2 separate regions of the Homo sapiens genome follow, and region 1 is linked to region 2. The links are chromatin loops, found by intact Hi-C in ENCODE. Cell type or tissue: heart left ventricle. All regions are shown on one strand. Links, peaks and the distances in the headings refer to the core of each region. The heading gives the core; the rest is flanking DNA.

The links. Peaks named below come from ENCODE experiments on the same cell type or tissue, not always from the same donor. Only the 100,000 strongest peaks of a DNase experiment are listed, where the experiment ranks them.
Region 1: a loop joins it to region 2, with 1.9 times the contacts of the local background. A loop is called at or near these places in 39 of 110 quality-filtered maps.

The regions. Positions count from the first base shown.
Region 1 is chr2:43,147,783-43,157,766 of GRCh38, forward strand. No RefSeq gene overlaps it. Among named protein-coding and RNA genes, the nearest start is that of LINC02580, 50 kb to the left of the region's middle. RefSeq lists a silencer at 5,054-5,202. In heart left ventricle, for the core only: no CTCF peak of the experiment used is centred there; a DNase peak (open chromatin) is centred at 5,309; H3K27ac peaks cover 193 bases.
Region 2 is chr2:43,206,845-43,216,828 of GRCh38, forward strand. No RefSeq gene overlaps it. Among named protein-coding and RNA genes, the nearest start is that of ZFP36L2, 15 kb to the right of the region's middle. RefSeq lists enhancers at 3,229-3,823, 7,804-8,570. In heart left ventricle, for the core only: no CTCF peak of the experiment used is centred there; a DNase peak (open chromatin) is centred at 3,927; H3K27ac peaks cover 887 bases.

The DNA.
Region 1 (9,984 bases), core at 1,131-9,130, 59 kb before region 2:
TGATGTCTTGCCATCTGTGTCAGTTGTCTGTCAGTTGATATCTAGTCTGTTTCCAGTTTTTCACAGCAATGAAAGTCTTTCTACAGGCATCTTTGTATATCTGTGAGTGTATCTGGAGCTCAGCTTCCTTGAAGTGTAATTGATGGGGCAAAGGAATGAGCAATTCGCATTATGATAGATATCATCCAATAGTCCTCTAAAAATTTGCACCAAATTGTACAAAAAATCACTTTTTGGTCTCTGCCAATCTGAGATATGAAAAAAACAGTATCTCATTTTAATTTGCATTCTTTATGATGAGAGATGTTAGCTTTTTTTTTTTTTCATGTTTCCAAATCATTTGTATTTCTGTCTCTCTCTCTCACTTCTCTTTAACAATATTCAAGGAGCCACCCTCGGCCAGGCTGTTCGTTCTTTAAGTCACATAGGCAGTGTCTGGGGCCTATCAAAATTTTATGCTCCTGCAAAAAGGTTTGAGACTTGGAAGGTGAGAGGGGACATACTGGCTTCATTTTTTTTTTTTTTTTTTTTGAGACAGAGTCTCACTCTGTTGCCCAGGCTTGAGTACAGTGGCGTGATCTCTGCTCACTGCAATCTCCACCTCCCAGGTTCAAGTGATTCTCGCCCCTCAGCCTCCTGAGTAGCTGGGATTACCAGACACTCACCCACCACACCCGGCTAATTTTTGTATTTTTAGTAGAGACAGGGTTTCACCATGTTGGCCAGGCTCGTCTCAACTCCTGACCTCAAGAGATCCACCCGCCTCAGCCTCCCAAAATGCTGAGATTACAGGCGTGAGCCACCGTGCCCAGCCCAAAGTATTTTTTAAAAACCAGAAAATGAAAACGAAAATTATGTCATTTAATGTCAATAAACCATAATTGTATGACAACTTCATTAATTGGAAAGCCTGGAAATCATGACTATTTCATTACATTTTAAAGCTATTGGTTGGTTTAGATGTTCTCATTTCAAAGAAGTCTCAAGTTTGCATGATGCTTTTTAAGAAATTAGAGTCAATCTTTGTTTTTTTTTTATTGTGATGGAGTTTCACTCTTGTTGCCCAGGCTGGAGTGCAATGACGCGATCTCAGCTCACTGCAACCTCCGCCTCCCAGGTTCAAGCGATTCTCCTGTCTCAGCCTCCAGAGCAGCTGGGATTACAGGCACGTGCCACCATGCCCGGCTAATTTTGTATTTTTAGTAGAGACCGGGTTTCTCCATGTTGGTCAGGCTGGTCTCGAACTCCTGACCTCAGGTGATCCGCCTGCCTCGGCCTCCCAAAGTGCTGGGATTACAGGTGTGAGCCACCGTGCCTGGCCCAGAGAGCTTTCTATCCACAAACAAGCCAACATTTCAACAAAAGTAGGAGACAGTGAAGGAGTTCAGATCTAAGTCTTGGGCTAGCCAAGGACCCCTGACTTCCCTCCCAACCCCCAAGTGTCAAAAAGAAGAAACCCTCTTGTGCCTCACCCCCCAAGCCCCAGCCTAGTGGCTCAGCACTGGACACCGGGATTTGGGGAAAGCTGGTGCAGGGAAGGATGGGTGGAAGTGATGCTCTCTGTGGTCTTAGGACCAGTCTGGGTTGAAGGTGAGGGAGGAGAGAGATAGAGATAGGGAGGAAAAGGAACAAATTGCCCCCACATGACAACTTGAAACTGCAGAACAAAACGTTTTTCTCTTTCATACTCTCTCCCTCTTTTAAAGGGAAATAGAGCTCATTTCTTGAAAGGGACCATCTGGGAGTCTAAGTCACAAGTGTGAAGATTTTAAGACTGGGTGGTGAGTAATTCAGCACCTACCACCTCCTCCCTGTCTGCTTTCCCTCCCATCTGAAACTCAGAAGGGAAAGGGCAGAGAGGACCAGAGGACATCCCACCACCTGCCAGCAGGAAATGGTATCAGAACCATGCGCGCGTGCACGTGTGTGTGTGTGTCTGTGTGTGTGTGTGTGTGTGTGTGTGTCTATGTATGTGTGTGTGTCTGTGTGTACACCTGTGTGTGCATCTGTGTGTCTGTGTGTGTCCGTGTGTGTCTGTGTACGTGTGTGTCTGTGTGTCGATGTGTCTGTGTGTGTCTGTGTATGTGTGTGTATGTGTCTGTGTTTGTGTGTGTGTGTGTCTGTGTGTGTGTGTGTCTGTGTCTGTGTGCATCTGTATATGCGTCTGTGTATCTGTGTGTGCTGTGTGTCCGTGTGTGTGTCTGTGTGTGTGTCTGTGTACATGTGTGTCTATGTATGTGTCTGTGTGTGTGTCTGTGTGTATGTGTGTGTGTGTGTGTGTGCATGCATGCATGCATGTGCATATACATTATCCCTCTCCCCTAATAGTCTGTATCCCCGATCCTTAGCACAGGGCTTGGCACTGAGTTATGCTCAGTAAAGATCTATGAAATGCAGCTGAACTGCATGGCACACTGGAGTCAGGTGAGCCTGCTCTGGAATCCCACTTGTGCTCTTTACTAGCTGTGTGACCTGGGGCAAGTTGCTGTCCTATTCTGAGTTCAGTTTCTTCATTTCTAAAAAACAAACAAAAAAATGCATAAGAAAACCTAGCCTGTGGGGACATTCTGCAGATTGAATGAAATGAAGTGGGTAGGGTGCCTCAGCTTGAGGCAGGAGGGCAGCGAGAGAAGAGGCCACGGGCCACGGGCAGAGCAGGAGCAGTGTCTGCCTGGGTGAGAGGGTGCTTGTCGGGAGGAGGAGAGGGAGGCTGTGCAGGCAAGGCTGCCTGCTGGACAGAGGACTTGGAGCTACCCTGGGAAGCATCTGTAGGGAGCCATTGTAGGTTCTACAGCAGGGGAGGGACCAGAGGATGGGAGGTGGCTGGGATCCCCTGGTTGCCACCATCTTCCATGGCTACAGCCTGGACCCCACATGTGCTTATTGCTCCTTCCTCCCTCTGTGCACCCCTAACTCAGTCCAGGGAGTGCACAGAAGAAGAGGAGCCAATAAAACACATTTAAAAAAATAAGTCATTATTATTACTTTAATTTGACTTCTAGGCACCTTCTTATTCAAGACACAGTTGTGGCTGGGCTCAGTGGCTCACACCTGTAATCCTAGCACTTTGGGAGGCTGAGGCAGGTGGATCACTTGAGGTCAGGAGTTCAACACCAGCCTGGCCAACATGGCGAAACCCTGTCTCTACTAAAAATACAAAAATTAGTTGCGTGTGGTGGCATGTGCTTGTAGTCCTAGCTACTCGGGAAGCTGAGGCAGAAGAATCATTGGAACCCAGGAAGCGGAGGTTGCAGTAAGCTGAGATTGCACCACTGCACTCCAACCTGGGCGACGCAGAAAGACTGTCAAAAAAAAAAAGAGACACAATTGCATTTCACAGTGAAAAACACAAAGCCTCTCCAATGTATTCACACACATTTAGAGCAGAATTTGATTCCAATACTCTAATCAATGAACATCTAGCAAAGTGTGGTGAATATTACTGATGCAGTAATGGGAAAATGCTAAAGTAACAGTCTGAATAGTTTTGTGCATCCTGAGTTTTCTGAACTAAGACTTTTTTTTTTTTTTTGAGATGGAGTCTCTCTCTCACTCTGTTGCCCAGGCTGGAGTGCAATGGCGTGATCTCAGCTCACTGCAACCTCCATCTCCCAGCTCCAAGCAATTCTCCTGCCTCAGCCTCCTGAGTAGCTGGGATTACAGGCACACACCACCACACCCGGCTAATTTTTGTATTTTTAGTAGAGACGGGGTTTCATCATATTGGTCAGGCTGGTCTCGAACTCCTGACCTCATGATCCACCCGCCTCGGCCTCCCAAAGTGCTGGGATTACAGGCATGAGCCACCGTGCCCGGCGACTTTATTTTTAATTAAAAGCAAAACTTACATTTTCTTTTCTTTCTTTTTTTTTCTTTTCTTTTTCTTTCTTTTTTTTTTTTTTTTTTTTTTTTTGATGCAGAGTCTCACTCTGACATCCAGGCTGGAGTGCAGTGGCATGATTTTGGCACACTGCAACCCCGGCCTCCCAGGTTCAAGCAATTCTCCTGCCTCAGTCTCCCTAGTAGCTAGGATTACAGGTGCCCGCCACCAGGCCTGGCTAATTCTTAGTAGAGACAGGGTTTCACCATGTTGTCCAGGCTGATCTGGAACTCCTGACCTCAGGTGATCCACCCTCCCCGGCCTCCCAAAGTGCTGGGATTATAGGCATACAGCACCTCGCCCAGCCAAAACTTACATTTTCAAAAGAAGTTTGCCTCTCCAAAAAAACCAGATTAGATAGCTTCTAAACTATATTAAATAAGACCAAATAAAGATTTTAATTATTATCAAACAAAAGTGAGTAATTCGGGGAAACATCACCTCCACAAATGTCGAGCCAATTCAGGTGTTGCTGGTAGAATCCTAAAGAGTGATGTCTCTGGTTCCTGTGAACAATGTCCACAGTCCACACCCCTCGAGGACACAGCTCAGCTCCCACCAAGGGACCATGGCTGGGAGGAGAGCAACAGAGCGTGATCCCAAGGCCGCAGTACAGCTAAGGGCTCTCCAGAACCTGGGCAGGAAGCCCTACACTCTGCCCTCCTCACTGGGTGATGTGGATGCCTCTGAGCTGCGGCTTTCTCCCTTCTAGTGGAATAACAATTGCTGACCTCACAGAGTTGCTCTGAGGATGAAAGGAGAGCATACACGCAAAGCACTTAGCATCATGCCTGCTAACAGATCAATGCACGACTGTTATTAACTCAGAGCAGTGACAAGGGCGAGAGAAGATCAGGTAAATAGGACACACGGTGCAGAGAGTGAGGGAGTGTCAGAGGCAGGGGAGGGCAACACCCAGGCAGCCCTAGCTTCTACCTACCTGGACTATCCACTTGCAGCCAGGGAAGAAGACCCCATGGAAGGAGGGGGTGATGGAGGGGCTCAGATATTTGATAAGATGGGAGGTCATCCTTGATCTGCTTCCCTCCTCCCCTCTCACCTCCAACCCTGCCTGGCCCACTTCTGAGGGTGATCAGGCAGGGCACACCATGGGCCAGCGGAGCCTTGGAGGGTTCCAGAGCTGTGCCTCCCACACAGGGGCTATGCTGGGAGGCAGGAGGTAGGGCTGCAGGTGTGAGGCAAGGCAGCTGGGATTCCCCCATCGATCAGCAGGAACCCAGGCACACCCCACCCCGGTTACCTGGGGGCCACAGGCTGCTCCATTTGAAGTGTGGGCTCTCTCTGCAGATAGGCCAGCCGGGCCCTCCCTAGAGGCTAGGCACCTGAGCAGGTATGGGATAGGGATGGGGGTGGGTGCGGGGATTTGCAGGCTGTCGCTTCTAAAAATAGAGCCCCGCAGCCTGGGAGCCAGCCAGGTGTGGTTGCCACACAGCCTCCCAAACTGGCTGATAGGCACATGTCAATTCTGGGCCTGCACAGGCACACAAACTCCTTGGCACAGAACCCAGTGGACACTCCTATCCACCAAAGACAGACACTTGAGTCTGAACACCCATGTCCTGACTTAGACCTGGCCCTGTTCCTGTACAGGCCCCTTCTCCACAGGCTCTCACCATCCTCACACTCACTCACACTCCCTGACACTCACAGGCCCTGCAGCCTCCTAGGTCTCCCTGGCTGGGACATCTGCCTCCTGGGGGCAGGGGCCATTGGTTTTGTTCACTGCTATCTCTCCAGTGCCTGCAATGGTGTCTGGCACGTGCCAGTGCTCAGGAAATGTTTGTTCTATAAATGAATGCCACACACACTTGCACACACACACACAGACACACATTCCATGATTAATTACCCCACCCTCACCCCCCCCACCCTGGCGCTCTGAGTTCTCTGAGGCCCTGGAGGGAGCGGCACCTGGAGGTCTGTCCCTCTCTGACCAGGTGAGCCCCTCGAACCCATTGTCCAGGCAAGGGAGGGTGGGAGGTGGCCCAGGGAAGCAGAGCTTTGGGAAGCAGCAGCTTTGAGCCTATGTGTGGAAGGTGAGCGGGGATCCTGGTGTTCTACAGGAAGAACCTCCCGCGGGGGCCACAGCACCATGCTGAAATTCTGAGTGGGAAAAGGTCTGGCTGGGTCCATGTCATGGGTAATCCCTTTTGGGAGAAAGCCCGGGTTTCCCACAGGCTGAGCCTGGCTGCAACAAATTGAGACCTATGAGTAGAGCATGTGGTGGCCGCAGAGCCCATGGGTGGGTGGTCAGGGAGTCCTCCCTGGAGGAGAGGAACCTTGTCCAGGTGAGAGACAAGAGGACCATCTGGGAACAGGACTGAAAGGGGAATCTGAAGCTGTTGGTGTGATTATTTCAGGACTGGCAAGGATGCATCAGATCTGTTTTAGGAGTTCATGACACCCTCCAGAGTGAGGCAGAGGCGCACCGGGCAGGCTCACACACTAGGGATTGGGCAGGCCCAAGTTGCAGCCACAGGGGCTATTGAGGGGCCAGAGTGAAGCCCCTGATCATAGCCTGCATCAGACCACTCAAGAATGAGGTGCCTGGGGGAACAGGCAGGTGACGGAGGGGACCAGAGACAGACAGGGGGCCAATGGGAGGCCAAAAGGATAGACTAACAGATGGACTGAAAGATGGAGGAAGACAGATGGACAAACAGACTAACAGATGGACAGAAAGGCAGAGGAGGACGGACGGACAAATGGATAGACGGATGGACAAATGGATAGACTCACAGATGGATCAAAAGGCAGAGGAGGATGGACGGACAGACAAATGGACAGACTAACAGATGGACTGAAAGATGGCTGAGGACAGACAGACAAATGAATAGACTAACAGACCGAAAGGTGGAGGAGGATGGACGGACAAACGAATAGACTAACAGACAGACCGAAAGGTGGAGGAGGACAGATGGACAAATGGATAGACTAACAGATGGGCTGAAAGGCAGAGGAGGATGGATGGACAAATGGAAAGGCAGAAATGGGTGGATGAAGGAATGGACATTTGGAGTGGGGATGGATGGAGGTTGGAGAGGCAGGGAGAGAGGGCTGCTGGACCTTTATCCCCACAGTCACCCTCAGGAGCCTTAAGACCCAGCTACTCCCACTCCAGAACTCCCACCCCTGCACATCCCCGGGCCAGGCTCCAGGGAAGCCAACGCCTGCTTGGCCTTGTGCCCAGAGATGCACATTCCAGCCAGGTATGATCCTGCTGCTGTTACTACTGCAAGCCCAGATGTGGAATCACCTCCAGATGTTCTCACCATAGCAGCTGTGCCTAGGATGGGATTGGGGTAGGCTGTATCTACGGACTAATACTCGTCAGCCCTCCAGCACCTGGGGAGTGCCCCAATCATGGCAGACACCTGCACCACGCACACACACACACACACATACAATGGCTGAACCACAGCCCACAGACACTCACTGACACACACAAATGGGCACAGTCACTAATGCCCAGACACCAGGCCCCAGATGCCACAGAGATGCCATGTTGCACAACTCCACAATGAGCCAGTCATGTGGTCTGCATTGTATGGGGTAACCTGGACCCTCAGACCCACCCAACACTCATGCTGTCATTAACTAGCCAAGGCTCACTGAACAGCTCCTGGACCAGGCCTCGTGGGATGACAGGAAAGTCACCTTCAATCTCTGGATATTTGAAGTTGCACCTTCAAGGGCTCCTTCCAGAGGATGCTGGACCCCTGAGCCTGCCTCACAGGGCCCTTCCTCATCTCAGCCCCAGCCCTGCCTCCTGCCCTGCCCTCCTCCCATTAGCCCTCCCTTCGGCCACATTTCCCACCTTGGGCAGGCTTTCCCTTTTCACTGTGCCTTGGTGCACACAATGCCTGCAGCCAGGAATCCCTTTCTCATCACAATAAGCCCATCCTTCAAGACAGAGACGTCTGTGTACCTCCACTTTAATGGTGTGACATGCAATAGGGCCTCCAAAAATGTTTGTTGACTGCCTGACTGACTGACTTGCTGGATGAAATCATTAGAAGTGTAAGTTAGCTCAGAATTAGTGCCAGACAGACTGGCCTGGACTTGCTGCTATCAGTTCTAGTCAGAGCAGGAGAGCGCCCATGGATTGGAGGATTTTGAGCCCCCATAAGCACACACATGTGACTACAGCCCCCCTGGAGTGAGTCCTGCACCCTCGTACCCTCCACATGCCATGGAAAACATGCGCCACTGCCCCGTGCCAGGCCTGGACACACAGCGAGGGCTGCGGGAGGGTCTCAGCCACGGTCAGGGGCTCCCAAGCTCCTCTTCCCTCTACCCACTGACACCTAAGGAAGCCCCAGGCACTTTTCTAGAGCGTTCTTTGGGGCTGGGGAGTGTCAGGGCAGGCCCTCTGCCAACTCAGCAGGCCGGGGACTTTGGATGTGCTGACACTGGCTGCCCTGACACACCCTATGTGGGCCCAGTTGGCCAGAGCTCTGGCCGGCCTGGGCCTGGGCCTGGCAATAATCGATTGACTGACATGGAATTCCATTCCTTCAGCAAGGACCAACCACACCTGCATAGAGTTGACGTAAGGCCCGTTTCTAAACACTTCATTTATATTTGCTCATTTCATTCTTGTAATGACCCTGTGAGGTAGATACAGTTCTGATGCCCATTTCACAGTTGTGGAAACTGAGACACAGAGACAGATAAACTGACTTCACACCATCAAAGCAGTTAGGAGTGGGCAGTCACGGTCCACACCCAGGCTATGGGGTCTGGAGTCTGCACTTTCCTTTTTTTTTTTTTTTAAGATGGAGTCTCACTCTGTCACCCAGGCTGGAGCGCAATGGCGTGATCTTGGCTAACTGCAACCTCCGCCTCCCGTGTTCAAGTGATTCTCCCACCTCAGCCTCCCAAGTAGCTGGGATTACAGGCATCCGCCATCATGCCTGGCTAATGTTTGTATTTTTGTAGAGATGGAGTTTCACCATGTTGGCCAGGCTGGTCTTGAACTCCTGACCTCAGGTGATCCACCCGCCTCAGCTTTCCAAAGTGCTGGGATTACAGGCGTGAGCCATGGCGCCCAGCCTGGAGTCTACATTTTTTTTTTTTTTTGAGACAGAGTCTCGCTCTGTTGCCCAGGCTGGAGTGCAGTGTCGCGATCTCCGCTCACTGCAACCCCGCCTCCTGGGTTCAAGCGATTCTTCTGCCTCAGCCTCCCGAGTAGCTGGGATTACAGGCACATGCCACCACGCCCAGTTAGTAGAGACGGTATTTCAACATATTGGCCAGGCTGGTCTCAAACTCCTGACCTTGTGATCCGCCCACCTCGGCCTCCCAAAGGGCTGGGATTACAGGCTTGAGCCACCACACCCGGCCTGAGTCTGCACTTTCAACCACTACACTCTACCATGTCTCTTCTTTAACATTTTTTACAAACAACAACAAAAAAAGTGAGGCTGGGCATGGTGGTTCTTGTCTATAATCCCAGCACTGTGGGAGGCCAAGGTGGGAGCATCACTTGAGGCCAGAAGTTTGAGACCAGCCTGGGCAACATGGTGAGATTCCCATCTCTACAGAAAATTCATGCCTGTGGTCCCAGCTGAGGTGGGAGAATCACTTGAGCCCAGGAGGTTGAGGCTGCAGTGAGCTGTGTTCGCACCACTGCACTCCAGCTGGGTGACAGAGTGAGACCCTGTCTCAAAAAAGAAAAAGAAAAAGTAATATTACTTGCACCAGGCAGCCTTTGGCATTAGGGGCATGGACATGTGACATTCCAGGTCCCTTCCAGCCCTGTGTCTCACTCGCGCGCACACTCCTACCTGCCTCATCCTGATGTTGCCCATTGCATCCCTGTGACCTCCCGGTTCCTCCACAGCCAGGCATTGGCTCGTGGGAACTCGGTGCTCTCGGGTTTGGGTCCCAGTAGATTCTGGAACATCCCACCCCACGCCTGTCCTTCCCTGCCACCCCTGCTCCGCCCCAGGCCAGCATTCCTGGAAAGTTCAAAGGCACTTGGTTCAGGGGAGATGTTTCCACACAGCTTCTGTAGCTGGAACTGGGCTAGGCAGAGAGGGGGCCCACCCACAGCCCCACAGGGACTGCATCTTGAGACC
Region 2 (9,984 bases), core at 701-8,700:
CCCAGCTTGGGTTTCTTTGTGAAGAGAATTTTCTCTCTCCCTCCCATCTGTGCGCTCCCAGGGAAGCACAGCCTGCCTGGTGACAGCTTCTTTCAAGAATGCTCAGGGATGGCCAGGCGCGGTGGCTCACGCCTGTAATCCCAACATTTGGAGAGACCGAGGCGGGAGGATCACTTGAGGCCAGAAGTTCGAGACCAGCCTGGCCAACATGGTGAAACCCCGTCTCTACTAAGAATACAAAAAAAAAAATTAGCCGGGCATAGTGGTGTGTGTCTGTAATCCCAGCTACTCGGGAGGCCGAGGCAGGAGGATGGCTCGAGCCCGTGAGGTGGAGGTTGCAGTGAGCCAAGATTGTGCCACTGCACACCAGCCTGGACAAGAGAGCAAGACTCTGTCTTAAAAAAAAAAAAAGAAAAAGAAAAAGAAAAAGAAAAAAAGAATGCTCAGGGAAGGATTCCAAGGTCAAGGGGGTCCTGAACCTCCAGCTCATGAGAAGCCCCTAGGGCAGAGCCTTGGCTGCAGAGTCTCTGGGTCAGAGCCTGGCCTTCCTAGAGCTGAGCAGTCCACCTGGGCTACAAGACACCTCCTACTTCAACTGTGGGCTCCCCTGCCACAGGTTTACCTGAAGTTGAACTTGGAGCGAAAGGATCTTAGGGTCAAAAGAGGAGAAAGTATAGGACTCATCTCCCACCCTTGGACAAAGCTGGTGGGTTACAGGAGCCCCAGCCTCCCAAGCCTGGGGCTATGCATACCTGGTCCCTGCACAGCCCCAAGGAGCTGGCCTGCCCTGTCCACCTTCTTCCTCTGAAATCCACCTGAGCTTGGGGATTTCTGCACTGTGATGAGGTCAGTGAGGGGAGGCTGGGCTGTGGGCAGGTATAATCCCGGAAGCCTTTCTGCAAGAGGTAGCATGATTCAGCCAAAGGCATCGGGAGGACATTAGGGCAAGGGCATAACAGCATCAGGGTAAAGGTGCCTGGCATGAGTGTGCAGTGGCAGGAGGGTGGAGATCATGCAGTCATTCCCTCAAGTATTTGTTGAGCACGATGAAAAAGACCCCTCCTCTCCCCCTCCCCAAATCCCTGCAGCTGACATTTTAGTGGGAGACAGACAATGAAGACAAATCTGTAAACTCTATAGTGTGCTGACTGGTGAGGAGGCTGTGGAGAAACAGCAGAAGAGGGGAGTAGTGGAGGGCGGGGAGCTGCTGCAATGTTAGCTACGGGTCAGTAGGGGCTGCAGGAGGGCAGGGCCAGGTGCAGGGGCCTTGCCTGGGATGCCAGGTGCAGAAGCTAGGACTTGACCATGAGAGCAGACAGGAGTGAGGTGACAGAAGTGGGCTTTGGGGGCCGGGCACGGTGGCTCATGCCTGTAATCCCAGCAGTTTGGGAGGCCAAGGAGGGTGGATCGCCTGAGTTCGGGAGTTTGAGACCAGCCTGGCCAGCATGGTGAAACCTCGTCTCTACTAAAAATGCAAAAATTAGCTGGGCGCAGTGGCAGGCGCCTGTAATCCCAACTACTCGGGAAGCTGAGGCAGGAGAATCGCTTGAACCCAGGAGGCGGAGGTTGCAGTGAACCAAGGTCGCACCATTGCACTCCAGCCTGGGTGACAGAGCAAGACTCTTTCTCAAAAAAAAAAAAAAAAAAAAAAATAGAAATTGGCTTTGGAGGAGATTCTCCCAAAGCCCTGCATTGGGAAGGGATGGGGGAAAACAGGGGAATAGAGGTACAGCACTCAGGTACAGCCTGTGGACCCCAGGCCAGGCCAGGCTGGAGGTCTTCCAGGATTGGAAGGCTAACAGGGCAGGTCACCCTGGAGAGACAGGCTCAGCCTCCCCTGAAGGGCCACAGTGTCTTCCTCCTTTAAGGAGACAAGGTTACTCTGATGCCCACCTCTTCCTGTAAGGCCTCCTTGATTAATCCCTCCTTCACAGGGGTAGAAAAATGAGAGTACTATCTTTCCAAGAGGACACTGCTCTCTTGCTGATCAGAAACTTTTGTAAGGTCTAGAAAAATATTTTCCTCCATTGACTCCACTGCCTCTATCCACACTGACTGGATGAGAAGCGCTGGCCTGTTGTTAAAGGTTCCAGGCTAGGAATCAGCAATTTGCAGTTGCAGTCCAAGTCCTGCAGGAACTTGGGAAAGTGGTTTCTCTGGGCCTCAGTTTTCCTCACTGTTAAAATGGGAGAATATGCTTGCCCCAGCTCTACCCCGAAAGTGGAGCAGCAGCAGTTGACATTTTTGACTGCAAAATGTGTGCCAGGCACGGAGCCAAGCCCATCACACCCAGCGTCGCAGAAATTCTCTCAGTAACCTTGTGTGGAAGACACAATGGCGATTTCCATCTTGCAGGTGAGGAAACTGAGGCTCAGCTGGGTCTGTCAGTACCCTAAAGTCATATAGCTGAGTGATTCCAGAGCTCCTACTCTCAACATTGCACTTTATTGTTCCAAGTAAAAGATTGCATTCAATCCTGTTCAGTTACTCAGTCATCTAGCATTTAGATGGCACCAACTGCATGCAGCCACTGAGTAAGCCACAGCCTTGATTTAAGTATCTTGTGGCCGCCCAGCTGGCACTATGTTGGGGAAGGTGGGGGGCGGGAAGCAGGAGAGTTGCTGCTCCCCAAGAGCCTGGAGGTGTGGGGAAATGGGGCTCAGCCACGGGAGATTGTGAATACAGGTTCTGCCACCAGCCACTTCTAGGCGTGGCTGCATAACCGTGGATGATTCACTTAACCTCTGTCTGCTGGGGTTCTGGCTCCCATGATGGTTAGAACACCACCTTCTAGGATTGGTTCAAGGATGGCATGGCATAATAAGAACACTTTGAGGGAGGGGGTTTGACAGAGTATACTCCATAAATTATGGCCACTGTTATTATTATTATTATTGAGATGGAGTCTCAGTCTATCACCCAGGCTGGAGTGCAGTGGCGCAATCTCAGCTCACTGCAACCTCCGGCTCCCAGGTTCAAGTGATTCTCCTGCTTCGGCCTCCCTAGTAGCTGGGATTACAGGCGCGTGCCACCACGCCCAGCTAGTTTTTGTATTTTTAGTAGAGACAGGGTTTTGCCATGTTGGCCAGGCTGGTCTTGAACTCCTGACTCAGGTGATCCTCCCGCCTCAGCCTCCCAAAGTGCTGAGATTACAGGTGTGAGCCACTGCACCTGGCCATGGCCATTATTCTTAAAACGAGCAACTGGAGAACAGGGGACTATTGAGCTTGGCCAGATGTCCAGCTATGTATCCACAGGGGCCTCAGGAGTTTTCAGAGTGGGGAGCAAGGCCTCTGGCCTGGAGCAGACAGGGCTGCTTCCTAGAAGAGGAAGCCTCAGGTGCCAGGCTGAAGGGCTGGAAACTGGGAGCTGGTGGGAAGGAAGGTGTCTGGGCCAGGATGTGGAGTGGGGCAGGGAGGAGGTGCGCCTTTGAGTGTATGTGAGAGAGACAGAGACAGCTGGCCCTGAGGCCACCGTACAGGTGTGAACAGGTGAGCCGTGAACCCCATGCTGATTCTTTGCAGGGCAAGGGGCTCCTATGCCAGGGAGAGGCCTCTGGGACACAGGAGCGCTGTGGGGTAGGGAAGCCTGCACGCCTCACACGTGGGGGATGCATGGCCTGCAACTGACCAGAAGAAGCCCAGTTAGGCCCTGGCTGGGCTCTCCTTTGGTGCTATCCCTTGGGCCAGTATCAAGAGCTGCAGATGTGCACGCCTATGGAGCTCTTGGGAGCCTCAGCCCTCACGCCCCCATCATCACCCCCCAGCCAGCCCACGGGGCCTCAGGTGGCGGGAAGGCAGGACCGCAGGGCCTGTGGCAGGGCAGGGAAAGGCACGGAATGGTGTTTACATTTTCCCTCCTTCCCTGCTGGCCTGGCGGTTACACCACTGCGGTTTGTTGGCCCCAGGGAGCGCCTCCCTTACATAACGCCTGACATAACTGCCCTAAAACACACGCATGGCAACTCCCACATAGCACCACACATGCTGTCATGCCGGCTCACCCCCCCACACTCACACACACTCACAGAGCCACACCACAGCCTCACGCACTCACACACACACACCCCTTCCCACACACGCTGTCATCCCAATGCTGTCATTTCAGAAAGGATTTCTTTTGCTCCCACCACCCATCACACAGGCAGGGCCTCCCCGACGTGGCTTCAGTGCCTCTGGTTCCTCAGGCCCCAGGAGCCCTGAGCCCACTGGGACTGCTCCAGGCCTCGCCTGGGTCTCCCAGGTGGCAGCCTCAGACTGTGGTGCCAGCCTAGGCAGTGGACGACAACAGGGGGACTTGAGAACAGGGCAGGGAGTCGGAGAAAGACCAGAGTCCAGGCTGGAGCCCCTGAGATGTGGACTCCAGAAACTCAGAACAGGCAGTGGGGAGGGACAGACAGGGAGGGACGCGGCCTCCGAGGTATTATACTTAGTGCAACATGTTACTACGAGGGCAGGCTTCAAGCATTTAATGCATGATGGGCCAGGCGCAGTGGCTAACGCCTATAATCCCAGCACTTTGGCAGGCCGGAGGATGGCTTGAGCTCAGGAGTTCGACACCAGCCTGGACAACATAGCGAGACCCCCTGTCTATAAAAAATAAAATAATACTATAAATTAGGAAAAATGCATGTGACCCTCCCAAGAAACACGTGAGCCACACTGTGACCCATGCATGCTACTTCTCGGGATTCATCTGATGGAGATATTCACCCAAGGCCCTGAGTTAAAAAAACGTTCATGCTGCAATGTTGGTAAAAGCAAAATAATGCAGAGCCTCCCTGTCCATCCCCTGGACCCTCACAAACAGAGCCACATGCAGCCATGTTCCAATGCCCTAAATGATAGGTCAGGGGAGAGAATGACCCCATTTTGTGACTGAAACCATATATGAATGTGTGTGTATAAATATTTGTAGATAGGTGCCTCACCAGATCTCTGGAATGCCTTACACAAAGTGGCCACAAAGTGGCCACATTTGCTGAGTGGGCCTGAGGAGGAAGGTTAAGGGGGCCTTTTCCACTTGCACGTATTGGGATTCACTGCAGCTGTTGGAATATTCATAACAAGCAGGCATGAGTTCCAAATAAGAGGAAAAAATTGGCCAGGAGCGGTGGCTTACACCTGTAATCCCAGCACTTTGGGAGGCTGAGGAGGGCGGATCACCCGAGCTCAGGAGTTCAAGACCAGCCTGACCAACATGGTGAAACCCTGTCTCTACAAAAATACAAAAAAATTAGCCGGGCATGATGGTGGGTGCCTGTAATTCCAGCTACTCAGGAGGCTGAGGCAGGAGAATCGCTTGAACCCGGGAGGCGGAGGTTGCAGTGAGCCGAGATAGTGCCATTGTACTCCAGCCTGGCAACAGAGCAAGACTCTGTCTCAAAAAAAAAAAAAAAAAAAGATAAAAAAGAGGAAAAAATCAACATGAGGTTCCTTGTACCAAGGAATAGTGCATCTTTGCCTCTTCTGAATGGCTGGGACACTCCGCCCTCTTTGTGAGGGCCTGGGGCGGCATCATGGCGCTGCCACTTATGCACTGGGAGACCTCAGGCAAGCATCTTTCATTCTCTGAGCTCCATTTTCCTCATCTGTCCAATGGGAGCGAACAGGGCCAGTCTCACAGGGCAGATTGGTTTTGTCGTAGAAACAGTTACTGAAGCCCTTCGAGGAGCCAGGCTTGGGGGCTGCAAGGAGGAACACAATGTTCTTGCTTTGAAGGAACTGACAGGGTAGAGAGGAAGACAGACATAACCAGTTGTTGTGGGATGCTGTGATATGTGCTCTGATAAAGGCCTGGACAGTGCCCCGGTGGGGCCAGGGTTGGGTGGAGAGGCTAGATCTGAGTTTGAGATTCAGCCTGGGCTGACCGCGGAGGGAAGAGGCGAGGAAGCAGGGGGTCACAAGGGGATGTCCCAGGCAGGGGTGGAAGGAAAGTAAAGGGCCCAGAGTGTGAACAGCATCTCTAGGAATCCTTGGTGCTCCCGAGCAGCTAAGAAGCAAGGAGCATAGGCAGAGGAGGGAGGTTTTTCCGGATCCCAGAGCCTCCTTGGACTTGAACAGTGGGTGGTGGGACCCTGTGTAGCGTCCTAGGGCAGAGAAGAGTATGATCACCCAAGTGCTTTACAACCTTGCTCTAGAGGAGTGGTGGCCTGGAAGAGGACCAGCCAGGGCTCCTGGTTGACAAGGTGTCTGGGTGAGCGTGGGGCAGGCCTGAGTTGCAGAGGAGCTAGAGACAAAGGGGGCAAAGTCAAGGCCTGGTTAGAAAGCAGAGTCATGATGGTTGGGCAACCTATGAGGGAAGGGGTAGAGGGAAGTGAGAGAAAAGACTGGGGAAGCGTGCCAAGTTCTGGCATGGGTTCCTTGAGAGATGTGGTGTCACATGCTTGGGGACAGGGACAACTGGAGGGGTTGGTGTGAGGTGCATCTGGGAGGAGGTGGGTCCCAGACTGCTGAGTGGGGCTGAGAGATGCCAGCACGTGTGGGCAGTTAGGCAGAGCTCAGTCCCTTCCCCTCTCCACTGGCACTTTCAATCTGCCAGGTGGAGCAGTAGTTTGGGAATATTCTGGAGTCTCTTGGCTTTTGGAAGGAAGGAGAACCAGCAAGGACATCATGGGGGTATCCCAGGACCTGCTGCTGGAAGCATCTTTCCTTCAGCTGTTGGTATTTTAATAGAACATTCTAGACTCACAGTGCTGTCCAACAGAACTTTTGTGATGACAGAAATGTTCTGTGCTGTTTAATGCAGTAGCCCCTAGCTCCATGTGGCAACTGAATACTTAAAACGTAGCTATCTAGTATGGCTGAGGAAGTGAGTTTTACATTTTGCTTACTTTTAATTAATTTAAATCTAAATGGCTACACGCACAGCTACAAACCCTGGGAGTTTGGTGGGGGCAAACCATGGGGCCTTCCTGATGCCCATCAGATTGGATGCCTACTGATTAGAAGTGGAAAAATACCCCAAAATGGTAATAACAAACAAACCATAAATATTGCACTTTTTTTTTTTGAGACGGAGTTTCACTCTTGTCGCCCAGGCTGGAGTGCAGTGGTGCAATCTCGGCTCACCGCAACCTCCGCCTCCCAGGTTCAAGCGATTCTCCTGCCTCAGCCCTCTAGTAGCTGGGATTACAGGCATGCACCACCATGCCCAGCTAATTTTGTATTTTTAATAGGGATGGGGTTTCTCCATGTTGGTCAGGCTGGTCTTTTTTTTTTTTTTTTTTTGAGACAGGTTCTGGCCCACATGGCAAAACCCCGTCTCTACTGAAATACAAAAAATTAGCCGGGCATGATGGCGGGCGTCTGTAATCCCAGCTACTCGCGAGGCTCAGACAGGAGAATCACTTGAACCTGGGAGGCGGAGGTTGCGGTGAGCCGAGATCACGCCACTGCACTGCAGCCTGGGTGACAGAGCAACACTCTGCGTCAAAAAAAAAAAGAAAGAAAGAAAAGAAAAGAAAAAAGAAAACTGAAGTTCAGATTTGCTTGAGGTCACGCAGGTAGGAGGCAGCACTGGGCTGAGATTTGATTGCAGTCCAATGGGAGCCCCTGCTTGTAACCCCTTAGGGCCAGGCCCTTCCACAGCCATGGAGGTAATGCCTGCCCAAGCTCCCTCCGGTCCCAGCCCCTGCAGCGGCTCTGGACCTACAGGGCTATTGTTGGCAAGCTCCTGCCTGTCAGCCCCACAGACTCTCTGGGCCCCCTCTGAGAAGCCTGCTGGATGGAACATCCAGGGACCAGCCATGCTGAGCCTCTCAGCCAAGAAGGATTTGGGTTTGCTTTGGTGAGAATCGACACCAACAGCCCTATTGGCACAGCGCACGCTCAGGGAGGTGTCCTGGGTTCTTTCTTTTCCAAGTGCTAGGTAGAGACCCAGAAACTGGCAAGTCTCCAGAGGGGTGCCCCTACCCCTTCTCAACCTTAAGTTTCTCATCTATGGAATGAGAGGGCTACACTAAGTCATGGGTTTTTATTTTTTATTTTTTTTTGAAACGGAGTCTTGCTCTGTTGCCCAGGCTGGAGTGCAGTGGCGAGATCTCGGCTCACTGCAACCTCCGCCTCCGGGTTCAAGTGATTCTTGTGCCTCAGCTTCCTGAGTAGCTGAGATTACAGGCGTTTGCCACCACGCATGCCTGGCTAATTTTTGTATTTTTAGTAGAGATGGGGTTTTGCCATGATGGCTAGGCTGGTCTCGAACTCCTGACCTCAGGTGATCTGCCCACCTCGGCCTCCCATGGTGCTGGGATTACAGTTGTGAGCCACTACACCCAGCGGTCAGTGGTTTTTAAACCTTTTTTAGCATTAAAATTCTTATTATTTTTATTCTTATCATTTTTAGAGACAAGGTCTCACTCTGTTACTTGGGCCAGAGTGCAGTGACATGATCATAGTTCACTGCAGCCTCAAACTCCTGGGCTCCGGGGATTCTCCTACCTCAGTCTCCTGAGCAGCTGGGACTACAGGTGAGTGCCACCACGCCCAGCTAGTTTTTGTATTGTTTGTAGAGATGGGGTTTCGCCATGTTGCCCAGTCTGGTCTCAAATTCCTGGACTCAAGTGATCCGTCCGCCTCAGCTTCCCAAAATGCTGGGATTATAGGCAGGAGCCACTGTGCCCAGCTGTGTTTTAAAAAACAGATGAGGCCAGGTGTGGTGGCTCATGCCTATAATCCCAGCACTTTGGGAGGCTGAGGTGGGCGGATCACTTGAGCCCAGGAGTTTGAGACCAGCCTGGGCACAATGGTGAGACCCTGTCTCTATTAAAAACAAAACAAAACAAAACAAAAAAATGCACAGATGAGGCAGGACACAGTCTACCCTGGAATGAAATCCTGGAGGGTTTCTTAAAGGATCAGGGCTTTATAGACAGGTGGGAGTAAAGCAGGAAGAAAGGGGTCAGGAAAGCAGCCTGTGGCATTTGAAAGAGCAAAAGCTTAGATTCCTTTGGATTCTTCCTTGACATTTCCTACCCCATGGCCGCAGGCATATAACAACTCCTCTGAGCTCAATTTCCTCATCTTTGAAATGGGAATAGCAATAGGACTTCGGTCTTGGGTTGTTATAGGACTTCATTAACATATGTAAAGCTTTAGTATATAATAGGAGCTCCATAAATAGTAGCTATTAGAATTGTTAAGGCATTCTGACCTGGAGAACTGTGAGCTTGGGCCAGGGTAGGAGGGGTAGCAGAAGGGGATGAAGTGTTCTATTACTAATAATAGCAGCCAGCCCGTGCTCCTCAACACACCACCTCCAGGCCCTGGGCAAGGCACTTTACATGTATTATCCCACTTAATCTTTATAACAGCAACTACATATTAACCCATTTTTCGAATGAAGAAACTGAGTCTCAAAGAGGCTGTGAACTGTGCTCAAGGTAACCCAGCGAGTAATTCGCAGCACCTGAGGATCCATTGCCCCCATCTGACTCCAGAGTCCCAGCTCTTTCCATGTGTGATAACCCTCTGCGCTCTGCAGTGAAAAACACAACTTTTTTTTTTTTTGGAGACAGAATCTTGCTCTGTTCCCCAGGCTGGAGTGCAGTGGTGCACTATCACTCCCAGCTAATTTGTTAAAGAGCCGGGCGCGGTGGCTCAGGCCTGTAATCCCAGCACTTTGGGAGGCCAAGGCAGATGAATCACGAGGTCAGGAGTTTGAGACCAGCCTGGCCAACACAGTAAAACCCTGTCTCTACTAAAAATACAAAAATTAGCCGGATGTGGTGGCAAGCACCTGTAGTCCCAGCTACTCAGGAGGCTGAGGCAGGAGAATCGCTTGAACCTGGGAGGCAGAGGTTGCAGTGAGCCAAGACTGCGCTATTGCATTCCAGCCTGGATGACAGAGCAAGACTCTGCCTCAAAAAAAAAAAAAAAAAAGAATATTTTGTAGAGAAGGGGTTTCACCACGTCCCCCAGGCTGGTCTCCAACTTCTGGGCTCAAGCGATCCTCCCGCCTGGGCCTCCCAAAGTGCTGGGATTACAC